Regions from separate parts of the Homo sapiens genome. Here region 2 is linked to region 1. Evidence: chromatin loops called from intact Hi-C (ENCODE). Cell type or tissue: PC-9. All regions are shown on one strand. Links, peaks and the distances in the headings refer to the core of each region. The heading gives the core; the rest is flanking DNA.

The links. A loop is a pair of places that touch in the nucleus more often than their neighbours do. Peaks named below come from ENCODE experiments on the same cell type or tissue, not always from the same donor. Only the 100,000 strongest peaks of a DNase experiment are listed, where the experiment ranks them.
Region 2: a loop joins it to region 1, with 2.4 times the contacts of the local background. A loop is called at or near these places in 2 of 110 quality-filtered maps.

The regions. Positions count from the first base shown.
Region 1 is chr1:243,922,087-243,933,987 of GRCh38, forward strand. All of the region lies in intron 1 of LINC02774 (long intergenic non-protein coding RNA 2774), which reads left to right. Among named protein-coding and RNA genes, the nearest start is that of LINC02774, 11 kb to the left of the region's middle. RefSeq lists an enhancer at 2,222-2,870. In PC-9, for the core only: no CTCF peak of the experiment used is centred there; DNase peaks (open chromatin) are centred at 2,285, 2,695 and 5,015; H3K4me3 peaks cover 1,992 bases; H3K27ac peaks cover 4,732 bases.
Region 2 is chr1:243,713,191-243,725,091 of GRCh38, forward strand. All of the region lies in intron 2 of AKT3 (AKT serine/threonine kinase 3), which reads right to left. Among named protein-coding and RNA genes, the nearest start is that of AKT3-IT1, 75 kb to the right of the region's middle. RefSeq lists an enhancer at 1-1,401. In PC-9, for the core only: no CTCF peak of the experiment used is centred there; a DNase peak (open chromatin) is centred at 5,881; H3K27ac peaks cover 2,301 bases.

The sequences.
Region 1 (11,901 bases), core at 1,989-9,988:
CAATTTATGACAAATAACAAAGCACCAACGTTGAAATGTGTGAGGACAGATTCAAGGCTATGCCTACATAAAGTCACTTTCATGAGCTTGCATTCCAGTGTGTTTGCCTTCTGTTGTGGGAGGGAAGAGAGTGGAGCTCTCTCCAGCCCTCAGAAAATTGTGCCCACCCTACAACCCAATTGATCTGTGCTGCAGCCCTGAATGGGGGAATGAGTAGAAGAAGGGGCAAGGCAGGTGAAGGTTTTGCGCCTGAAAGTCCTGGGAGAAAGTATTAGGAACTTCAGCCATAGGACTGGGATACAGGGCTTTTCTTTGTCACTGTAAGGTAATCCTGATTCCTCACTCCATAACTATGAGGGGTTCTGGTATAATTGTGATTTTAAAAGCAAAGCTGTTACATGTGTTAAAAGTCATAGAACCACGTACCAAAAAAAAAAAAAAAGAGTCAATTTTACGTAACGTAAAGAAAAAAGCCCAGCTGGGTCATTGCAAAGGTGTGCCTCTCTGGAAATGTGGTTTCCTTTCCTTGACACCACCAGTGATAAGTATCCAAGGACATGGAGGTCCTGGTCACAAATTAGCGCTCAGAAGACAGATTGAGGGGCCGGCAGCAAAAAGATGCTTGGAGTCTGGGGCGTTGTCAAATGGCAGAGAATTAAAGAGGAGTAACTAGTTTATTAAACAGGTCAGAACTTCTCAAGAGGCAGGTAGAAGCAGACTTCATTTTCACCCCAGTGATCCCACTGAACTTACTCTATGACCTCACTCTAACTTGCTCTTTGGAAGAAGTCTTGGTCAGATCACATAACCTTGGTGGTTATTATTTGTTTCTTTGTTTCCAATTTTTAAAAAAATTGTGGTAAAATATGTGTAACATAAAGTTTACCATTTTAACCATTTTTAAGTAGATTCACATCATTGTACAGCCGTCCCCACCACCTGTCTTCAGAACTCTTTCCATCTTCCCAAACTGAAACTCTGCACCCACGACCCACTAGCTGTCCATTCTCCCCTCCCCCAACCCTCGGCAACCACCATTCTACATTGTTTCTATGAATTTGACCATGTACTTCATATAAATGGAACCATACAATGTTTGTCCTTTTGTCACTGGCTTATACTACTTAGCATAACGTCCTCAAGACTCATCCATGTTGTAGTGTGTGTTGGAATTTCCTTCTTTTTTAAGGCCAAATCATATTTCACTGTAGGTTTGTATCACATTTTGTCTGTCCTTTGATCTGTCGTTGGATACATGGGTTGCTTCCACCTTTCGGCTATTGTGAACCCTGCTGATGTGAACATGGGTGTGCAAATGTCTTTATTCAAGTTCCCTGCTTTCCATTCTTTTGGGTGTATACCCAGAAGTGGAATTGCTGAATCATATAGTAATGCTATTTTTAACTTTTTGAGAAACCGCTATACTGTTTTCCACCGAAGCTGTGCCATTTTACATTCCTGGATCGTTATTCTCAGAGAACCAAAATCCCAGTCCAGTCTGACAATCATATGTCTCTGGTTCAGCCTGGTGCAATTTCAAAATGTGATATTTTTATCATACAACAGCTTCTCTCCTCCGCAGCTTGGGCCTTCTTTCTACTTAGAAACCCGCCAGGGAGGAACACGGCCGGCTCATTTTCCCTCCTTGCTTTCCCTCATCTCACGCTCACTGGCTGGCTGCTTTGGCTCCCCAGGGTCAGGCACTGGGTGGGGTGCAGGGAGTTAGGGACACCATTGACGTCTGGCAGTGGTCCCTTCTGGGTGGGACCGATGTCCAAAATGACTGTCTCTCCTTGAGTCCCTTTGCGAGTTTCTCAGAAATCCTTTCTCCAGCTATTGGGGAGACTGAGGCAAGACTGCTTGAGCCTGGGAGGTCAAAGCTGCAGTGAGCTATGATTGCACCACTGCACTCCAGACTGGGCAACAGAGCAAGACCCCATGTCTTTAAAAAATTCCTTCTTGGAATCTGTTTCTGGCAATGCTTTTCCTCTGGCTATGTGTTTGTGGGTCATGCTCAGCCCCTGGGATCCTAGCAATCTGTCCCTGTGCAGGGGGATGTCTGTTCCTCCAGAGGGTCCTTGTAGGTAGAGTCTTTTTTTTTTTTTAATGGCACCCCAAGGCCAGCCCTTTTGTGCTGTGGGTAGAAGTGTAGCTTCCTCCCTATGAAGTCTTTCCTCTGGTTGCTCTGCCAATGCTAGTCAGACTCCTGTGTTTAGATGTGTACCCTGGAAGAGCCGGTTACCAGCTCCTCTTTCTCCTAAATTCCAGAGGACCCGTGTCAAGCTGCTGGTATGGATTTCTTGAAGTCTGCTCTTACTCAGGCTTAGTGTGGGGCAACCACACCCTTCCTCTCCTGTGAGCTGCAGTGATTACTGGTGACTTTCTAATACACAGTCCTTCTTGCCCTTCTTCTCCTCCCCTAGAAGCCTCCAGGTTGGTGACGGTGGTGGGCTCATGCTAGCAGAATCAGATTCACAGTCCCCTGTTTTTCTTACAAAGGTGAACTAGTGTCTTCCTCCAGGGCAGCGTTTCTCAAACACAGCCCTACTGACATTTGGGGCCAGAAAATTCCATGCTGTGAGGCCTGCCCCGTGCATTTCAGGATGTTTAGCAACATCCCTGGCCTCTGCTCACTAATTTCCAGTAGTATCACCTCCGGTTGTGACAACCAAGAATGTCTCCAGACATTGTGAAATACCTCTTGGAGGGCAAAATTGCTCCCGGTTGAGGAGCACTGCTGTGGTGTCTTGAGCTGCTTTTGGCCTTTGGCATTCCACAGAGCCCCCTTTTGTTATTCTGTGGTAGATGGCTTCTGATATACGGGAGCTACAGCCAGGCTGCAGGCAGACCCTGAGGAGACTTGCAGGAAGCTAAATTGAAGTCGTTTCTGTTTACTGCCATCTTCTTGTCTCTTTAGAAAATTCTTGTTTATGTGTTGCAACCTCGCCTTAGCTGTAACCCAGGAGGTCAAAAAGCAGGTGACATGGGCACACGGGGAGGGAATGCAGCCCCTCTGCCAACCTGCCCCGGCAAGGCCAGCCTTGGCTGTGGGGCGGTTGATAATTAGTGAGCCTTCGCAGAGAACAATAACCTGGGCTTCCAAATCCTGCTGCCTCTTCCTACAGGGAGAACCTCCCTTCTTTGTTAACCTAGGCAGATTTGGATTTCTTTCCTTTTTTTTTTTTCTTTTTTAAGGAAATCAGCAGTTTCCTTATTATGTTCTATTGGGATTGGACAAACCCTAAGAGCCAGGGTGTGGGAGCTGAGCTGTTTGAGCCTGTCCTGCTTCAGGTCAGGTTTGTTTTTGGTACAGAGCTGGGCCCTGCACTGGGGAAGGGGAGGAAAGTAGCTGTTATTGACTGGACAGTCTGATAGGAACCCTTCTTTCAAAGAAGATTGTATGTGTGTATGTGTGTGTGTGTGTGTGTGTGTGTTTCCCAACTAAGTGTATCGGTTGCTCATGGGCAATAAATGAGTAAGGGACCCTCTTGGGCTTCCCAGCCTAGTCGCAAGCCCCCATAGTGAGTGCTCAGCTCTGGCCTCTGGCCCCAGTCTCTGTTGCCCTCGAGAGCGCTTGGCCAGGGAACTTGTCTTGCTCTTGGCAGCTCTGATCCCAGAGGCCAAAGTCACAGCTTTAACAATATAATCCTGAATATAGGAGCCATAAGCAGACTTACCTACATTTCTGTACTTTTAGTGAAATAGAAGTATAGGATGAGTAGATGTACAAGTAAAAGATTATCAAACATGAGAGGTGATAGGAGAGAAGGCTCAGAAACAAACAAAAGAGTAAGAGACAGATGCTGCCAGAAGCAAAATTACATACATAGACCAACAGAAGAATGAAAAATAATAGGAAAATATATGGAAACATAAAGGAAACAGATTTGAAATATAATATCCCACCTGGTGTGCAGCTACTTTACATGAGCCATTCTTGAGAAGTTTCAAGGAAGCGCCATGGGATGGAAGCGTTTTGGAGAATGAGGAGGAGGTGACCTGGCCTACTGAGATAGACGTCGGGATAGGGTTCTGTGCCTATGCAATAGCCATTTGCCCATAATTTCCCCCGCCACCCCCCACCTCCAGCAGGTATTGGGCAAAGATTTTATTCCAGGAGTGAATCATGATGGGCCTGAACTTATTTTCGTTGTGTTAAGTGATTGATCTGGGTATGGCCATGAGACCCAGTGCAGCCAATAAGATGCAAAGAGAAGTCTACAGAGGGCTTCCCTTCCTGAATCCAAAGGGAGCCCAGCAAGGGCAAAATGTTTTTGCCTCTGCCCAGTTCTCGCTTGCTGGGGATGCCCGTGAGAGAATACGATACCGGAAGCTTTGTTAGCTAACTTTGGACTCTGAGCTGACAAATATTAGAATGAAAAACCAATCCACAGAGCATGGTGGAACAGAGGCACAGGAACAGTCTGGCCGGTGAGGGGACCCTTGAGCTGCTGAACTACCCTGCACCCACCCACCCCTCCAGACTCTCGTGAGGGCAACAGTGAATAATCCTTACCGTTAAGCCATGGCTAATTGTTTTTTTCTCCTGATCTAACACATGCTAAGCGGATGCACCAAGCAACCCCTATATTATATGTTTCCTATTTCTTTAAATGGTCTATTAAGCCAAGTTCTTAGGAAATGACTTACATTTTTCTTTAAAAAAAAAAAAAAACTTAAAAAAATCCTGAGAGCTAAGTAAAAGGTTATGGAAAAATAGAATTCTTTACAAAAATAACACACTGCATACATATTTGCTTGATATTGTGAGAACCGCTCAGGCTTAGAGAAACATTTTTTAATGTCTGGTGTTGTTGATCTTGGACATGGTTATCTTGCTCTCTGTCAAATGCTGGATTCCCACCGAGAAGCAGCCACTTACTTTTCCCTCGCTTTTTGTTCTGATGATGCTAGCGATCCCTTGTATGACAGACACAGAAAAGAATGCAGGACACAAATGGGGGAATGCATTCAACTCACATAAGAATTTAATGAGTCAATCCAGATTACAAACCCCTCACTGGCAAGGTTATATCTTTGTAGTGATTTGTTCTCACCTCCTTCTATTGTTGTTTACTTTCTCTATGCCAACAACAGTAGTCAGAGATTAGAGTGACTCTCGCCATTCATCAATAGAGGTTCAGTGGCCTGAGGTTTCGAGCTGTGGCTTTTGTTCCAGCTAGATATTTTCATGTAGTTTAAATTAATAAAACATGAAGGAATTTCCAGTATAATGCATGTGCACTGCTTTGCTCTTTGACTGCATATTAAGTGTATGCATATGTCGTCCTTCTAAGGAAATAGAATCACACAGCTCTAAGCTTTAACTTGCTGTCCAGGTTCCCATTTGATTCTCCCTCTATTTCTTTTTTTAGGAGAAAATATGTAATAAAAACAGGGACAAGAACTTTGGTTTTTCTTGTTGCTAATAACAGAGAATTACCAGAGCAGCTCTTTCTCTCGTCCTTCATCATGGGAAAGAATGATGCTAGCAATGCCTGGGACTGAAGGTCACGCTGCCTGGCTTTGTGGGGACAGATGGCCATTGCTCATCATGTTAGCAAGGAGCTTGATGCTCACTTCTGGACATCAGCTGCTCACTATGTATATTAAGTGATAATTTAGCTTCAGGTGGCACTGACCCTGGTGCTGTCTCATCTCCTGCCACCTTAATGGGAAATATTCAGACAGCAGTACCTTACTTGCCAGTCTTCCATTATGAAACACAAGCAGACTCTTTCATATACCAAATAATGATAATAATACGTACTATTGCGTCTTATCATTTGGATTTTGCTTCGCCACCTAGACATTCTTAATTCAGAAGTCCAAGGGACAATTTTGTAAGTTATATGAAAAACAAACCACCTTGTGAAAACAAAGCAACAGGAGCCACGGGGCTGAGGTGGGTGGGAAGGAGCAGAGCATGGCAGGGGTTGAGGCAAGGCCGCTTTCATCAAGAGCTGGACCATCACTAGGATTCAGAAGAATATGAACTTCTTTGGTTTTGGGGCTTTACTGAGAAGTTCTCTGCTTCTAAAGTAGCTTACAGTTCTCTGAAGCAGCTGCATCATTAATTCTCATTGAATTCCTATAAAGTCAATGCCTTCATGGGTAAGTGGAAGAGCCAGGCTCCCAGCGCCAGCCAGCTCTTCTTAGATGTTTGTTAACCCCAGGGTCCCACTTAGATGGTCCTAGAAACATTTATTTTATTTTATATATATATATATTTTTACCACATTCCGTGATGGTCTGGGTACAGTATCTACTATATATATTATATAGTACCGGACAAAATATTGAATCAGGCTATGGAAAATATGGATAGGATTGGAGGACCACAATCCAAAAATCATAAAATCTTACACTTCTGCTAAAATGGACTGACAAATTTGGATCTCAGTTTCTTGGTTACCAGAGGAAAATGGGAAATATGGTAAATTGTAAAATTAAGGAACATATTCTCAACTTCAGAATTCAAATTTTCATACAGAAAAAAGCATGCCGCTTTTTAAAAAGATGCAAATTTTTCCTGACTCTCAGGTCTTCATAAGAGTTCTGGCTTGTGACCAGGTGCGGTGGCTCACACTTGTAATCCCAGCACTTTGGGAGGCCAAGGTGGGCGGATCACCTGAGGTCAGGAGTTTGAGACCAGCCTGACCAACATGGTGAAACCCTGTCTCTACTAAAAATACAAAATTAGCCAGGCATGGTGGCACACACCTGTAATCCCAGCTACTCGGGAGGTTGAGGCAGGAGAATCACTTAAACCTGGTAGGCAGAGGTTGCAGTGAGACGAGATCGTGCCATTGCACTCTAGCCTGGGCAACAAGAGCAAAACTCTGCCTCAAAAAAAAAAAAAAAAAAAAAAGAGTTCTGGCTTGCATCTTTTCTTTTTTGTGATGAATTCTTGCTCTGTCACCCAGGTTGGAGTGCAGTGGCATGATCTTGGCTCACTGCAACTTCCATCTCCTGAGTTCCAGTGATTCTCCTGCCTCAGCCGCCCGAATAGCTGGGATTACAGGGGTGCACCACCATGGCTGGCTAAGTTTTGTACTTTTAGTAGAGACGGGGTTTCACCATGTTGGCCAGGCTCGTCTCAAACTCCTGACCTCAGGTGATCTGCCCGCCTCCCAAAGTGCTGGGATTATAGGCATGAGCTACCACACCCAGCCTGGCTTGCCCTTCATAGGCCACAGATACTCATGTAATAGGCAACAGGCAATAACTTTACCAATAAATCCATTAAAAGGTTTCCTGCTGTGTGCATACAGCTATATCCACAAGTCTGAAGTACTCTTGAGCCCATGCCATGGTGTGCCTTGCGGAAGCCATTTCTTCCACTCTGTTGTATGGGCTTAGATCTTCGTATGCCAGTTCTAGAGTTCTAGGGAAGCATTTGCCTTCAACTATGTTGCAGAAGACTCACTCCCTTTCCAGGCCAGATATGTGCAGAATCTTGCATGCTCCCTTTTTCTTTCCAGAAGCATCTCTACGAAGCTTTCCTGACTGATTTTCTCAGATATGCCCTCATACAGGATTTAAAAGGCAGGGGTGGGCCTGAGAAAATCTCACCCTAATCATTGTAGAGCTGTGACCAGAGCAGCAAATAAAGACATAGTCAGTGACTTCCCTAGCTCAGTCCCCAGGCTTAAAAAAGCCAGGCTTGTTTTTTTGTTTTTTTGTTTTTTTCCCCTAGACCATGTTATTAACCATAGACTCATCATGATGCCTGCTAATTTGCTTCTAAGTTATAAGGAAATACCTGTGGGAAGCAACTGAAATTCAGTTGTATATTCAACGTACTGAAGAAGGAATTCTGTTAAAGAAGGAGGCCCCCTTGGAAAAGGGGCTTTTCCAATGTCTATATAACAAATGGTGGAGGTAGAAATTTCTTTGATGGATGATGAGTACACATGGGTGCCCTTCTCAGCAGATATGGTTAAGGCCTTCCCTCCAGGGATGGACTAGGATAATGGGAAATTATTTTATATTTGCTAAATGCTTTCTACTTTGCAAAGTTCATGCAAACACATGATCTCATTTGATTTTCACAACGTACCTGAAAAGTCAACAATTATCACTCTCATTCCTGATGAAGAAACTGGGGCTCAAAGAGATTACGTGGCCTGTGTAAGCTTCTGAGCTAGAATTTTCCTCAAACTGTTAAATTCCCGAGGGCCTGCCAACTAGCCAGGTTTTGCAAAACAGACAAGGAGTGGTACTAAGCAGAGTTCCTCCATTCAATCCCAAATTCGTTTAACACATACCTCTGTGCTTTGGTGTCCTCATCTGCAAAATGGGAATAACATGATGTATCTCACACTCAGAGAATGTGGTGCAATTCGAGCCCTACCTGTGCCTGGCGTCTAGATCTAGATGGTGTTCAAGGAAAGTTTGCTATCATTGTGTCTTCGTTTCTTTCCTTACTGGTTGCCAACCTCCACCTTTGAATCTTGCTTGCTTGCTTGCTTACAGGGCCTCGCTCTGTTGTCCAGGCTGAAGTGCAGTGGTGGGATCTCAGCTCACTGCAACCTCTGCCTCCCATGTTCCAGCGATTCCCCTGCCTCGGCCTCCAGAGTAGCTGGGATTACAGGCACCTGCCACTACGCCTGGCTGATTTTTATACTTTTAGTAGAGACGGGGTTTTGCCATGTTGGCCAGGCTGGTCTCGAACTCCTGACCTCAAGTGAGGCACCCACCTAGGCCTCCCAATGTGTTGGGATTACAGGCGTGAGCCACCATGCACCCTGCTGGAATCTTTCTTTCTGCTTCTCTCTTGAAGGCCTTTCTTATTCTAAGTTTTACCCAGTGGCATCCTGTGGAATATTAGAGACAATAGTCATCCCAGGAGTAGAAAATTCAGTCCCAGCTGCCCTGTTTTCCTCCTAACCCTGCAATTTTGGACCGGATCCTGCCATCCTGAGCAGCCAGTGAGTCTGAAAGAGAGGGCTAATTCTAATCCTTTCCCCTGGGACCTCTTAGTGTGGATTCCTTTTTTGTTGTTGTTGTTGTTGGTTTGTTTGAGCAGAGCCACTTTAACTTTTAAGGGGCCCCCAAAGTGTTTTCTTGAAAGGGCTGGGTTGGGAGGCCCCCTCTCGGGCCCCAGGCTATGGCCGGGCCACTTCCTCCCCTCATCAGAATGCACCACCACCCCCAGACTGGAGAGTGTGGGAAGAGCTGCCTGGGACGCTGTGGGTCGAGGAACTTGCTGGAATCTCTGCCACGGGGCCCAGAGCTACCCCGTGCATGACAGAGAAGGACTTAACGAGTGAAGGAGGCTGGTCTCCTGCGTGTCTTTGGACCTGGAAAGGGAGAGGAATTATAAATGACTCAGGGAGCACAAAGAGGGGATTATGGCCCTGGCCGTGAAAGGGAGCGAGCCGGCTGATAATGCACTGCTGCAGCCTCGGCTCATTCCGCTCATGCCTTTGAAGATTTCCCTGCAGCCAGTGGCGCAGGAACACAACCCCGTGGACACGGAAGGGCACCACCGCGGCCCCTGGCAGGCCTCACCTGTAGCCGCTGCGCCCTCCCCGCGGGCACCGGGCTCTGCATCCAGGAGGCTCCAGGAGGCCCAGGGGCCTGTGATTCCCCGCAGCTCGGTCCATGTTAGCCGCCCCAGGCCCTCCTCGTGATTCCAAATAGAGGGGAGCGCGGTGCCCATTCCTTGTTTCTTTCTGATTGCTTACCGCCCGGGCCAGTTGCACAGCATGCGGCCGAACTGCGGGGTGGTTAAGGAGGGACAGCTTATGAAAAAGGTAGGGGTTGTGCAAAAGAGAAAACTCCAAGCATACGCTGGAGTTTTCTTAAAATGCAGATTCAGATCTGATGGCATAGGGATTTCACTCTGCTGCAGAGCTTTCCATGACTTATCTTAGAACGGAACAAACATTTGATGCTTGGCCTTTTATGTGCATAATCTATCAGTTTACAGGTAAGAGGACTGAGGTGGAGAAAATAGCTACATGACTAGGATTAGAACTCGGGTCTCTGGCTTCCTGTTATGCCTTTTAAAGTAGGTCACGCAGCACTTTGGGAGACCAAGGCAGGAGGATCGCTTGAGCCAGGAATTTGAGACCAACCTGGGCAACACAGCAAGACCCCATCTCTACAAAAAATGTAAAAAGTAGCTGGGCATGGTGATGCACCTGTAGTCCCAGCTACTCCAGAGGCTGAGGAGGAGGATCACTTGAGCCCAGGAGTTCAAGGCTGCAATGAGCTAGGATTTCACTCCAGCCTGTCTCTTAAAACAACAACAGGCTGGGCACATTGGCTCACGGCTGTCATCTCAGCACTTTGGGAGGCTGAGGCGGGCGGATCACCTGAGGTCAGGAGTTCGAGACCAGCCTGGCCAACATGGTAAAACTCCGTCTCTACCAAAAATACAAAAAAAGTTAGCTGGGTGTGGTGGTGGGCAACTGTAATCCCAGCTACTCGGGAGGCTGAAGCAGAATCACTTGAACCTGGGAGGCAGAGGTTGTGGTGAGCTGAGATGGTGCCACTGCACTCCAGCCTAGGCAACAAGAACAAAACTCCATCTCAAAAACAAAAACAAAACAAAACAGAACAAAAAAACAACCTACAACAAAAGTAGGTGAGTTGAAGCCTGGTCACTCTGAGCCACAGGACCTCAGGTCCTTTTGTGCCTCCGTCCATGTAGCCTTTGGAAAATTCAGAATGTTGGAGTGGGTACTGAACCCGGATGGGAGTGGCTAGGTGAGAGAGAAGGTATGCGTGTGTCTGAATGAGGTTCTTAGTTTAACATTTTACGTGTCTGTGAGTGGTATGAAGTTGGTAACCTCTCACTGCTGCTGCATTCTAGTGGGTCCTCTGAATTTCAAACTCCCTTTGGCTAGAGAGAAGGTAGGGCAGGAGATTGTGAGCTATGGGCAGTAGGGGATAGCTGGGACTGAACTGTCTCTGTCTGGGCATGTAACTCCTCCCCCACGCTGTAGACTATGAACGATCCCTTCCCACCTGGCCCTCCGCTCTCAAACATCTCTGCTCCAAGCTCATAGATAGGCAGAAGCACACTGCCACTAAAAACCAGGGTTCTAACTGGGCATGATGGCATTATTTCCCACAATAAAACCAGCCGACCAAACAAATGTCAGCAAGACATCCTTTAGTTCTTGCAGACATGGAAATCTTCTTTTTATTATAGCTAAGAATAAAATGTGATTTTGTAGAAGCTTTTTTTTAATAATTAACTTACTGTTTTTGAAGACTAGTCCAGAAGAGTAAGCAGGAGACTGAGTTTCAAACTTTGGTCCTACCTTTTCCTCTCACTATGAGCTTGGGACAAGGCACTAACCCCCCTAGTGTCGGCCTGTTTATACGGAAAATGAGAAAAATGCATTGATCAACCAAAAATAATTAAAAATTTACAATGTGGCAATTACTAAGCCTGGAGATATAGTTCTCACATGGAACTTATATTCAAATGGGGAAAACAGATATTAGGTAAGAGACACAATGAGAATTACATATTATGGTGAGTACGATGACGAAAGTGACCACGGTGAGCCGCAATCACAGGTGACCCTTCAGAAAGAGCAGCACTTTCCAAAATGTGGTCTGCAGACTCTTGGTAGGGAGTAGTGGTAGAGGTTGAAACCCTTTCAGGGAGCCCACAAAGTCAAGATAATTTTCATAATAATGCTAAGATGTTTTCCTCCCCTTCCCCTCCCCTCCCCTGCCATTCCCTTCCCCTCCCTCCCCCTCCCTTCCTTCCTTTCCCTCTCCCTCCCTCCCTTCCTCTCCCTTCCCCTCCTTCCCTCTCCCTCCCTTCCTCTCCCTTCCCCTCCCTCCCCTCCCCTTCCCTTTCGTTCCCTACCTTCCCCTCCCATCCGTTCCCCTCCCCTCCCTTCCCCTCCCCTTCCCTTCCCCTCCCCTCCC
Region 2 (11,901 bases), core at 2,093-10,092, 210 kb before region 1:
TTCATCAAAAGCTCCTCTTGGCAGTTAGCAGTACACACCTAACATTAGCCAAACAGGTTATCTACCATCAACACGGAGAAATAAGAAACTTTGTATTGCCATTTAAAGAAGTTGCTTTCTAAAACTAGACATGAATAAGGGAGAGAAGAGGAAGTATTAAACCCCTAAACTAATTAACGAAATAAGGGAGGGGGGATGCAGGAAAACAATGATAATTAGTATGTACCCTTGGTTAACCAAATCCACACATACATTCATTCTGTATATGCACAAACATCAGCAGCATCATAAACCGTCTCAAGTTCTAGCCATTATTCAGTTCGACATCTGCACATGTTTATGCGTCTCTCCAAACAACCTCTTGAACACCCTGCTGGAGCTGTCATTTTTTTCTTCTCCCTATCTGGCAGATGGCAAGTCAACAATCGGCATCAACAGCAGCCGAATATCTCCCCCTCCATCCTACCCCCCTAAACAGACACAATAATAACTTCTTTGTGCTTCCCTACAATGCAGCTGCTTAAACCATTTCGCTACAAGGCTGCTTTGCCTTAATAAAAAAAAAAAAAAAAAAAAAAAAAAAATCCCTTCTGTCAAGTCTAAAAAGCAGCATAATGTTAAGCAAGCTAAAGCCACAGCACAGCTGCAAACGGGCAGACACATTGACAGCTCCTCCCTTAACAAAGCCCTGTGAATTGAAGGGGGTTCATCTGAGGCTCACACAGTAATTAGTATAAAAAAGTCCGACAGCCTCTATTATGCTAAGGGAAAAAAAAACTGGACAGAACTGGGCTGCTGTTTTGCGTCAAGAGTTCTGCTGCAGAGTAGATAAATCATGTTGGGTTTTTTCCTCTCTTTTTAAAGACAGTAATAAGGAGGATGAGAGAAGCTAATTTGAAAACTTGGACACAGTAATTGTACCATATGGTGAGCATTTATCCTTTCTGAAATGCACGCTAACAGTCACTTACATGCACACTGCTTTGTTTTACAGTTGTTATTCTCTCTACCATATTCATAAAATGGATTTGAATATCTGATACTCAAGATAAGTTGTGTGTAATTAGCAAGAGAACTGCCTAGGTTTAATTTATTGGCCTTGCACTGCAATCTAGTAAAATGCAAAACAAAATTAAACAATGTGTCCACTTTGTACAGATATTTTTTCTTTAACTCAACAAAACACTAATGAATACAAGTTCATTGGAGTGTTTCTAAGTTAAGGCACAGTGTATTTTGAAAATTCCAACAGAATAAACTATAGCTGTTGATAAGATTTCTGATATGTCACCATAAGAATAATTTTTCAGAAAGATCACCTGGTTTAATTTTGTATTTCACTGAAGCAGATGTAACTCTTCCTCATATACATCAGTAAACCTAGATGCAAGAGAAATTTCCTTGCATATGTCCTAAAAATTTTAGGAAAAGAAATTCTGTCATTTATTAAATAGTTATTAAGTACTCTGTGCCAAGCACCTATCTGGCACGGGGAGGAGAATATAGAAAAGCTTTCACATTTTTTTTAAATCTAAACATAAATTGACTTATTTTGTCTACTTCAAAATTCTATAAAAATCTACTATTTGAAGAAAGACTTTAATAACACTAATAGTACACTGGTTATCATGGCACAATATATATCAAAATATATAGGGAACAAGATTAGTTTAATCAGAAGTAAATTCACTGTAATGACATCTGTGTGACCCTTTTAGGTAAAATATTCTGTGTTTACTCAATATAAACTATGTTCTAAAACTGACATACTCAACTAGAACTCATATGAATCCTTTAAATTTCAAGTGGAGTAAAATCACTGGTTTGAATTTCTACAGCATCCATTTGACCACAAGTATCCTTCTGATCAATATTTTGGGGACATGAAGAAGCAGAATATTTTAAGGTATTGTTAGTTCAAGACAGAACTAAGAGTCCCTACTAAAGCTTGAAGTAATCTGTCTTTAGAAGAAAGACTGTGACTCCACCCAGGAAATTGGGCATAATTACATTAAGAAGGAATGGCTTCATCCAGAAAGTACCACTAATAATTTTCTACAATAAATCTCCATTTTGGCTTAACAGAAATAAACTTGGTCACCCACTACTAGTATAGTGGCTTCCCTTTATGCTACTGGTATTGGGCCATATGACCAATTTACACCTTGGATAAAAATATTCACTTTTGTATACTGCTTTACAGTTTACCAAATATTTTTAAATATTAACATGGGTCTTAAAAGTTCATTATACTGGGCCGACTTTGGTTTCGACATAGACAGATGTTTTGATTGAGAAATATGTGACCAACAACAGAAGTCTGATTCTGCATACTTTCAAACTGGGTGAATCCTACTGTATTAACAATGTCATGATACTATCTGGTGTTAAACAAAAAATGGGATCATTCTCTACAAAGTGGAGAGAGATCATTCTTTTTCTAAAAATCTGCAGAAAAACATTACATAATAACTCTTCTTGTTAAATAAACGAGGGAAAGAAAAAAAGTATTTTTAGAAGAGAAACTTTTCATTATTTTGAAAACAGGTTCAAAGGTGTTACCAAATGACTTATCTTTTTATCACATATGAATAAAAAGCCATTCTTAGTGGAGAAAAAAAAATTGTTTCCATTTAGGAAAATCAAGTTGAGGATATGTGTGTACACTGAATACTCCATTTAGTGATAATACTTAGGGTAAATGGGATGTGAATATAAGATCTGAAAATTTAACAGAATAATGATGGCTTTGTCCAGGAAAGGTGTTGTTACACCATTTGATCAAAAGTTTTTCTTAGTTAAGTCTGTCAACAATTTCTGAACTACCTGAAACCATTTTGATTATATCAATGACAACACTGCAGAAAAATTTGTCTGTAAGGAAAAATTAAGACTGTTTTAAAAGCTTCTAATAAGAAATATTTGCCAAGAATACATGATTTTTAAGAAGAATTCTTCTTCATATAATCACAATTCTGATATCCTTTACCTAAAGGGGAATAGGGATAATTAAATTAGAACAAAGCTGTAAGAAAATGTTCATAAATAAGAATTACAGAACCAAATGATCCTAGTGGGTCTGGTAAACATTCTCATTTTTATTTACCTACGTTGCATCTTTTAAGAGCTCATATCTGCCACAAAAGTAACAAGTTGCTGTTTTCTTATTAAATGTGAATAATTTCTCATAAGATCTAGCAGGTACCAAATACAATTTAATTTATAATGTATGGGGTATTATTAAATACTTGCAAATATTAAGTCAAAGACTGACATACCACTAAGAAAATAATGCAGTGGTCTATTGATACACTAACAATGATGGCAAAACCTAATCCAAGACTTTGGGATGCAAAAAACCTAACATATGGATATGGACTTCCTCAGCAGAAATTCGAGTAATGCATAGTTTAAAACAAACTCTTCATTTCTATAATAAACACAAATCAAGCAATGAGAATACCTAACATAGAATTTTAAATTCAGAAAGACAAGAAATTAAAAAGGATTACTTCATATTTTATAATGATGTTGTGGAAAAAAGAACGAAAAGAGGAGAGGTCATGTCTAGAATAGTATTCAGAAGCAGGCCTCAGCCAAATATTTACCCCTGATACTTGTCTTTAACCTTAGTGCTCTATTAGAACTCTTTCAGTTACAAGGAACAAAGATCCACTGAAGCTAACACAAGTAAAAATGGGTCATTCTAATAATACTAACACTTCATCCAAAGAATACAGGTAGCCCTTTTGCAAGTAAGATCTGGAAGGTGATTAAATCACTTTCTTTTATCTTCTTCAGGGATTGTGTCAAGTCTGGCTTCTGTCCCTGGTCTCTCTCCCATTCCCCTCCCAGGCCTGGATGGATCTCAGTCTGTCTGCTCCATCTTCCACACTCTACCCACCAGCTCCTTAGCTCACTCAGAAGTTTTTTTCCTTCATAAACTCAGCTTGCTGCTACCTCTTCCAGGCAATGCTACCCATGACACATAATACATTAAAGAATGTGGTTTAGTGTTACTTTAGAAATGTTTAAGTAACTTCCATATAATTTCAATTTGTATTAAAGTCTTTTAGTATACTAGGTAATCGAAATGTCTTCCCAAGAGTCATACCCAGTGGCTTTTAAATTGTGGGTCAAGATTTTTAATTTTCAAGGACTAGGTAGTATCAAAAATACTGGAAGCACTGGCAGACTCCACCTGATAAACAGGCTGGGTTCCAATGGTCATTGTCAGAGATTTAAAATTTAGTTTATCATTTTAAAAAATTATTAATACAAATGGTAACTAGTTCCCACATGTCATTAGTTAAAAAAGCACTGTATAACTACTACTTGCTACTTTAATATTTGCTTTCATTCTCCTTACTTCATATGAGAGACAAGTCAGATATTAATATTACCATCAGTATTCTATGCTCAAGAGTTTCAAAGCTATAAGCACCTGATTAAAGAATGAGACACTGAGCACCCTATCATTGGACGGCCACATATCAAAGATGTTATAAAAGAAATTTGAGTTCTGAGTTAAAGGTGGTATCAAACTGCCCCATAGGTTACTTTTAACACCAAGATTCTAGTATATTGGTGATTTTACAGATTAGGAAACCAAGATTTCAAGTTAAGACACATGTTATTGAACTAGTTCTTTTGACTTCAAGTCCAGCTAATTTCGATCATAAAACATACATTGTACATTATACTTGTAAGAAATCCTGGAATCTCAAATTCCTTTTAACAGTACTTTTATTTTTAAAATAAATTATAAGTTAGAATCCAGTTATGCTGAATATGCAACATTTCTATGATTACACCCATTAAAGTATGCAAATAAGAGTAAGGTCAAAGAAGAGAGCTACATTCATTTTACATTGGATGCTATGCATAAGAAAACAGAGGACCTTTCCTTTTCAAGTAGAGTAGCAATTGCTCCTAAAACACCACCCAAGGCTCAGCTGAGGTGGTCTCTTACCATTTGTTTAGAAGGGAATCTGATCTGTAGCTGAAGCAATTATGAACAGGAGGTAAGAAAATCCCCATGTCTTATAACCATTTCCAACATACACACAACTGGGGACATGGATGTCCACAAGCCAACGATTGTATGCATTCTCTGTATCGTTACTTACATAGGAGATGAAAATTGGAAACATCAAGTGAGTCATGTAGTGTATTTTTAATTTATAATTATTAAATCTTCACTTTAAAGTTTTTTTTAAAAAAAAGCTATCTAAAGCCACAAACATTTTACCTATCTACTGTTTTGTTTTGTTTTTTTTCAGACAGTCTCTCTCTGTCGCCAAGGCTGGAGTGCAGTGGCATGATCTTGGCTCACTGCGATCTCTGCCTCCTGGATTCAAGTGATTCTCCTGCCTCAGCCTCCCGAGGCTGCTACCCTTACAGCTGGGATTACAGGCCCTCACCACCACGCCTGGATAATTTTCTTTTTTGTATTTTTTTTTTCAGTAGAGACGGGGTTTCACCGTGTTAGCCAGGATGGTCTCGATCTCCTGACCTCGTGATCTGCCCGCCTCGGCCTCCCAAAGTGCTGGGATTACAGGCATGAGCCACCGCACCCAGCCTCAGCTTCAATTATGAAGAGTAAATGCTAGCAAAATGAATTGATGAATTTTTTCTTTTTAAATATTCTATCCAATATTTTGCATGTCCAAAACACAAGGTAAATTTCACCTATATTTAGGTGTTGTAGAAGTCCAACAAACTGGATTTCATATATGCACAAAACAAGCCATAATCCAATTATTTTCATGGGATAAGTCATTCCCTAAGGGGATAATTCCCTTAGGGATAATTCCCCTAAGGGAATGACTCATTAGGGAAATTATTCAAGTAATGAATCTAACTCCCAGCAAACAAGATATATAAGGTATGCAGTTCTATTCATTTAAACATTCCACCTTTTTCTGAGTATCACATATGTCAAGACAGTCATTGCAAAAACATTTGCAAGCTGCATGTGGAATGTGGCAAAATTCCTTTTTAAAAAAACCGATAGTGTTTAAATCCTATCCCAACTCTCAGAGACTTTTCTTATTTCATAATGCCCCCCTACTCCTACAACTCCCAAAATTACTCTAATTTATTCACATAACTCTCTGCTAACTTTAAGTTTTTTGTATCAATTCCCTAACAAAACATTCCAAATTGTTCTATCTTTTATTCATCTCATCGAGTTCCACACCAAGTCTTCCTCCAACTGGAGTCACACCCCAATTTCTCACTCCTCAGTTCAACTTTAGTTTTCCTGACTACCAATTCCAATTGCTAAGAAATGAGAAGTATATTTTGAGTAAACTAAATTACATACTCAAATCACTGTTGAGTGTATCAGTGAAGGTAATGCTGGCTGCTGAGAGAGGTAAATCATGACAACTTAGTGCTTTACTACAATGAAAGTTTTGTTTCTGGCTCATGTAAGGTCAAAACAATGTTTCCTTTCAATGGCAGTGACTGAAGGACCTAGAATCCTCCCTTTTAGAGGCTCTTCCATCTCCTTGGTTTCATGACTGCCATCAGAAGGGAAGAGAGAAAGAACACTGAACACAGATGTTCATGACCCAAGCCTAGAGGAGGCATGCGTTAATTCTGCTCACATGTGAGTGGCCAGAACTCAGTCGTATGGCCACACCTAACTCCAAGACAGCTGCAAAAAACAGTCTAGATTGGTGCTAGGGCAGAGTAGGTGTATTACGCGCAAACGGATTTGGCCAATCTCTGCTACACTGAACATCTCTTGTATGTTCTTAAATACTTACTTAATAACCTTGGTGTTAAGAGAGAGACATAAGAAATGAAAGCAACTGTATATCTAAAAATGGTGGCCGGGCGCGGTGCCTCACACCTGTAATCCCAGCACTCTGGAAGGCTGTGGTGGGCAGATCACCTGAGATCAGGAGGTCAAGACCAGCCTGACCCCATCTCTACTAAAAATACAAAATTGCCCGGAGAATGGTGGCACATGCCTGTAATCCCAGCAACTCGGGAGGCTGAGGCAGGAGAATCACTTGAACCCAGGAGGTGAGGGTGCAGTGAGCCAAGACCGTGCCATTGCACTCCAGCCTGGGCAACAAGAACAAAACTCAAACTCAAAAAAAATTAAAAATAAAATAAAAATAAAAATGGTTAAAAATGGTTAAAATGGTAAATTTCATGTTACATATATTTTTGCCAAAATAAAAAGGATCTTAAAATCTTTTTGATGAGACCAAAAGACATAGTAAAAAAAAAAAAAAAAAAAAAAGTTCTAAATCAAACATGAGCAAATGTCAAAATATAATTAAAAGCTAAGTATAATATAATCTTCATGTGTTTTATCAATACTACATAGAGTTCTATGATTTTTATCATAAATAGGATCTCAGCCTGACTTGGCCTGTCTGCTCTGGTCTAAAAGATGTGAGGAGAAAAAAAGAGACTTGTTAATATCATAATATTATCTTAAACCAGTAATTCGAATAAAGAGATCTCCTCAAATATTAGTATCTTAAAATTATAAAGTAGATAAATATTAAGGGTTAATACAATTTGGAGCCAATCAAAATGCAATAATCTCTTGTCCTTTTCCTTTTATTTTTTACGTATTCCCAGATGGTCCAACTATTCCGAAAAGCTCACGGTATATACTCTTGAGAAAATAAGCATGTAAAGCATTCTTTTAAAGTACTTGCCACACCATATTCTACTGGCAAATAGGGCTAATGCTGGAGCTCAGAAAACAATACTCCAAAATATGGCACTTCAGCACACAAAGTACTTTGCACTGGAAGGTATCAGAAGCAGCCTCAGAACCTGGATCTCTCTCATCTTCTCCTGCCCTCCTGTCTCTTGCCCCTCATTCTCCCCCAAAGCAAGTACAGACACCAGAATTCCTCCTCACCAAAGCAGATAATAAAGACTAGATCTCTCTTCTCCAAAGCCAGCCATAAAAACTACAATTACTACTCTAACCTTCCCCTCACCTTTCTGTCTAGGAACTGGCCTAGACAGAAATTCTGTCTAGAAATTCTCTGACCTACCCTTGTCCCAATAATATAGGTCATAAGACCCTCATCAGAGGGGTCCTGTCCCATACCTGGGAGGAAGAAACATTACAAGAGAGAGGCCAAGAAGAATCTGAACAGACAGGTCTTGGTGAGTTTTTATATGCAGTCTATTAATATTAGATCATAACCTTTTTGTCCAGTCCTATTTCTACATAGCTGTCCATTTTTCACTGAACCTAAGCACTGAAAAATGGATAGTTGTCCCATATGTTTGGGGTCTTCACTCTGAAGGCTCCTGTGTCATGTAAAACTATAATTAAACAGATTTGTTATGCTTTTCTCTTATTACTCTGTATTTTGTTATAGGAGTGTTGGCCATAACCCTTATGATGGGGAGGAAAGGGATCATTCCCTTTCCACTACTATACTACCAAATATAAACTAGTAGTACCCTTATAATTCTTATATTTTCTTACTATTTTTTACATAATGGAGAGAAAAAGGAGTTAATAACCCTGGGAAATTTACTATGCCAATGTAATCCTACCTACTTTTAGAAGGTATCAAAATATTTGTAGAATTAAAAGAATGCCACTGCTAAAAGGAAACAAATTTGTGTAGTATTAGATAACACTCCTGTTGCTTCCAGGCAAGGCACATCAGAGGTGAGATTACCCTACAGATAACTTTTTTAAGAAAAGATATAAGTAACCTAGGTATTATAATTTTCTAGATAACTTTTAAGTAACATAGACGTTATAATAATTTTCAACTTTTATAGCAGATTTAAATTTCTACATATTATATAACAAAATCTCTAAAGGAGCCAAGCATAAGACATTCCAAATAATTTCCAAACACATTTTGGCTATGAATACATTTCAGTTTTACAGTCATTAAAATTTACACAGCTTAGCAGGTCACAGCAGGTGTTACGTTATTCTCACGAACAAAAGTTTAACATTAAGAACAATTCATATATTTTGACACATCTGCTATATATATTCGTGTTGCAAGGACTAGACTGCGAGCTTAAGGTTTTATTATATTATGCTTACATTTGAACTGGTTATCATAAAAAAGAAACATTATACTATAAAACTTCAGAGAAAAAGATATACATTAAAATAGCAACAACCTAAATTTACTCTATAATATAAAGTTCCATCAAAGCAGCTCCATCTAAATGTTAACATGTCTAAATATTCTGTGCATGCTTCTGAGTACATGCATATGAATAAAATGCTAAGGGGAAAACAACATAATTGCCAAAATTTGTTTTATAAAAGGCATTTCCCCCATCACATAACTTCACCATTTCTAGTAATCATCACACCCCCAGACCAAAGCACGAAGTTAAAGAAGGCCCTTATAATACACATAAAAAGTCAACAACTTCCTTCAGACTAAGAAGAACAAATTCTAAACTAGAGAACCCTGGATGAGAATGACCTGCCCAATCCCCACTGAAAAAGATGGAAAATTTTTTCCTAAATGGAGAGAATCACATAATGATTCATGTCTTCAATAAAACATCAACTAACTCAGAAAAAGAAATACCATGGCAAATTATACCTCAAATATTATATTAGACATGAGCAATGTAAAAACAACTATCACCGTAAGAACCCTGTCTAGGAAGCAATTAATCTTTCTCAAGAAATGCAGTAAGTCTGGGCACCCATTTTCAAAATTATCAAGGCCACTTTTCATTTAAACATTAACATTTATTATTTTCATTTAAAATGTTCAATGTGAAATTGTTAATATGTTAATATGTGTTTTAATACATTAGTTTACAAGTAATAATAAGGTCTGAAAAACAATTTATAAAAATGACTATATGCTGTTATGCTCAAAATAAATCATAAACATTTTTCCCAGCTCACACCAGGCCCTTTATCTGAGGGATTATTACAAAGCAACTAAAAACTCAATCACAATATAACGAAAATAATGTTAGCTGGCATAGGAGAGTGTTTTGAAGTGCTTTCTGAATACCTCAGTCTCACACTCAAATCAGGAGCATCTGTCCACCAACTGTCAAGATAACGTCTAGCCTAGGAGTTTTCCTGAATTCATCACTATTCATAGATGCCTGTCACTATTCAGAAAAAGAAGAAAGAAAGAGCCATACTTTCAAAGCTATTTTCTTTTTCTATATGTCCTAGTAGAGGTGAATATAGAATTTATCACTTTGAAGCCAATGTAGTCTGAATCAACCGGTCCTCCATCTCCAGATCTAAGAATGCAAGTTAAATGTTCTCTAGAAATTATAGATAATTCACTATGTCATATTAATACTTCTCACTTATATTACTACTGATTGAAGGATCTGATCCCTAGACTCAAAGCCATTACCTCACCATTACTTTCACAACTAGAAAGTACAATCCAGCCACCAACCCCTATGGAAAATGGCACAATCAAGAGTAAAGTGTTTCCACTGACGCCAAGCACTGTGATTCATGCATGTAATCTCAGCACTTTGGGAGGCCAAGGTGGGAGGGCTTGAGGACATCATATGAGTTTGAGACTTGGGTAGAGATCCTGTCTCTACAAAAAATACAAAAAAAAATTAGCCAAGCATAGTGGAACCTGCCAGCAGTTCCAGCTACTTGGGAGTCTGAGGTGGAAGATCACTTGAGCACAGGAAGTGGAGGATACAGTGAGCCATAATGCACCAGTGCACTCCAGCCTGAGAGACAGAGTAATATCTGTCTGGGGAAAAAAAGGTGTTTTCATTGGCTTCGTTTTAGATGCTGCTGCAAAATTCAAGTTAAAGCTGTCTCTCTCAAGAAACTTCATTTAAAATGCATTCCTATGAAATTTATATCCTTATTTTCCGAGTCAGAAACAACAAATTTCATTTTATAACAAACATAAATAATCCTCAAAGTATTCAGAAATGCTTTTCTGAGCCACTGTAACAATGCTGTGTGATACAGGAGAGGAAAACAAGACTGTCATCCCTGCAGTCCTCAAAAGAAAAAGTTAACACCAAACAAACAAGATAATACAAGGTAGGCCAAAATCTAGAAAAATTGAGGGGAAAAAAAAAAAAAAGAATCCAGAAAAAGGTAAAACTACCCGTTACTGAGTATGCAGTTGTACCATTTTCTACTTTACATACTAACTAGTTCAGTCAGTAATATCTCTATTTTTAGTTCCTTAAACCTACATACATTAGAGAACTATTAGGTGAGCAAATCAGTAATCAAGACCAAAAACAGAGAATCAATAAGGAATTTAGTTTTCAAAAGCATATTTTTTTCAAATGCAAAAGTAAGGAATTTTTTCCTACATTATAAGACTTATGGTATCTTAATGTTTATTTATTTCCATAATAATTTAAGGGAATGAATCTTCAGTTTTTGTGTAAATATGACTTACCATGGCACTTAATACAAATGCATCCATCTTCTGGGATCCAGACCCACAAGTTCTAATTTCATTTTCTGGAAAACTACACTTTTACCAAGGATTAAGGGGGTTCTAATACAGGTGGACTATTGCCCTCCCTTTAAGAAATACTAATTTAAGAGCTCAGTATCTCCTGGGAGAAAAAACTGAATTTTAAACTAAAATCATTCTTAAATCATTCAGATCTCTGGCCAACAAAATACTTTCCAGTTTCTGAGGGAAAAAAGATGAAGAAAAGGCAACTATTGTTATAAAATATCCTACAATATAGAAGAAAAATCAGGTACACAAGAAACAAAAGTAGGGTTGGGCACAGTGGCTCACACCTATAATCCCAGAACTTTGGGAGGCTGAGGTAGGAGGATCACTTGAGGCCAGGAGTCCAGGACCAGCCTCGGCAACATAGCAAGACCTTGTCTAGACCAAAAAAAAAAAAAAATTAAATTAGCCTGGCATGATGATGCATGCCCGTAGT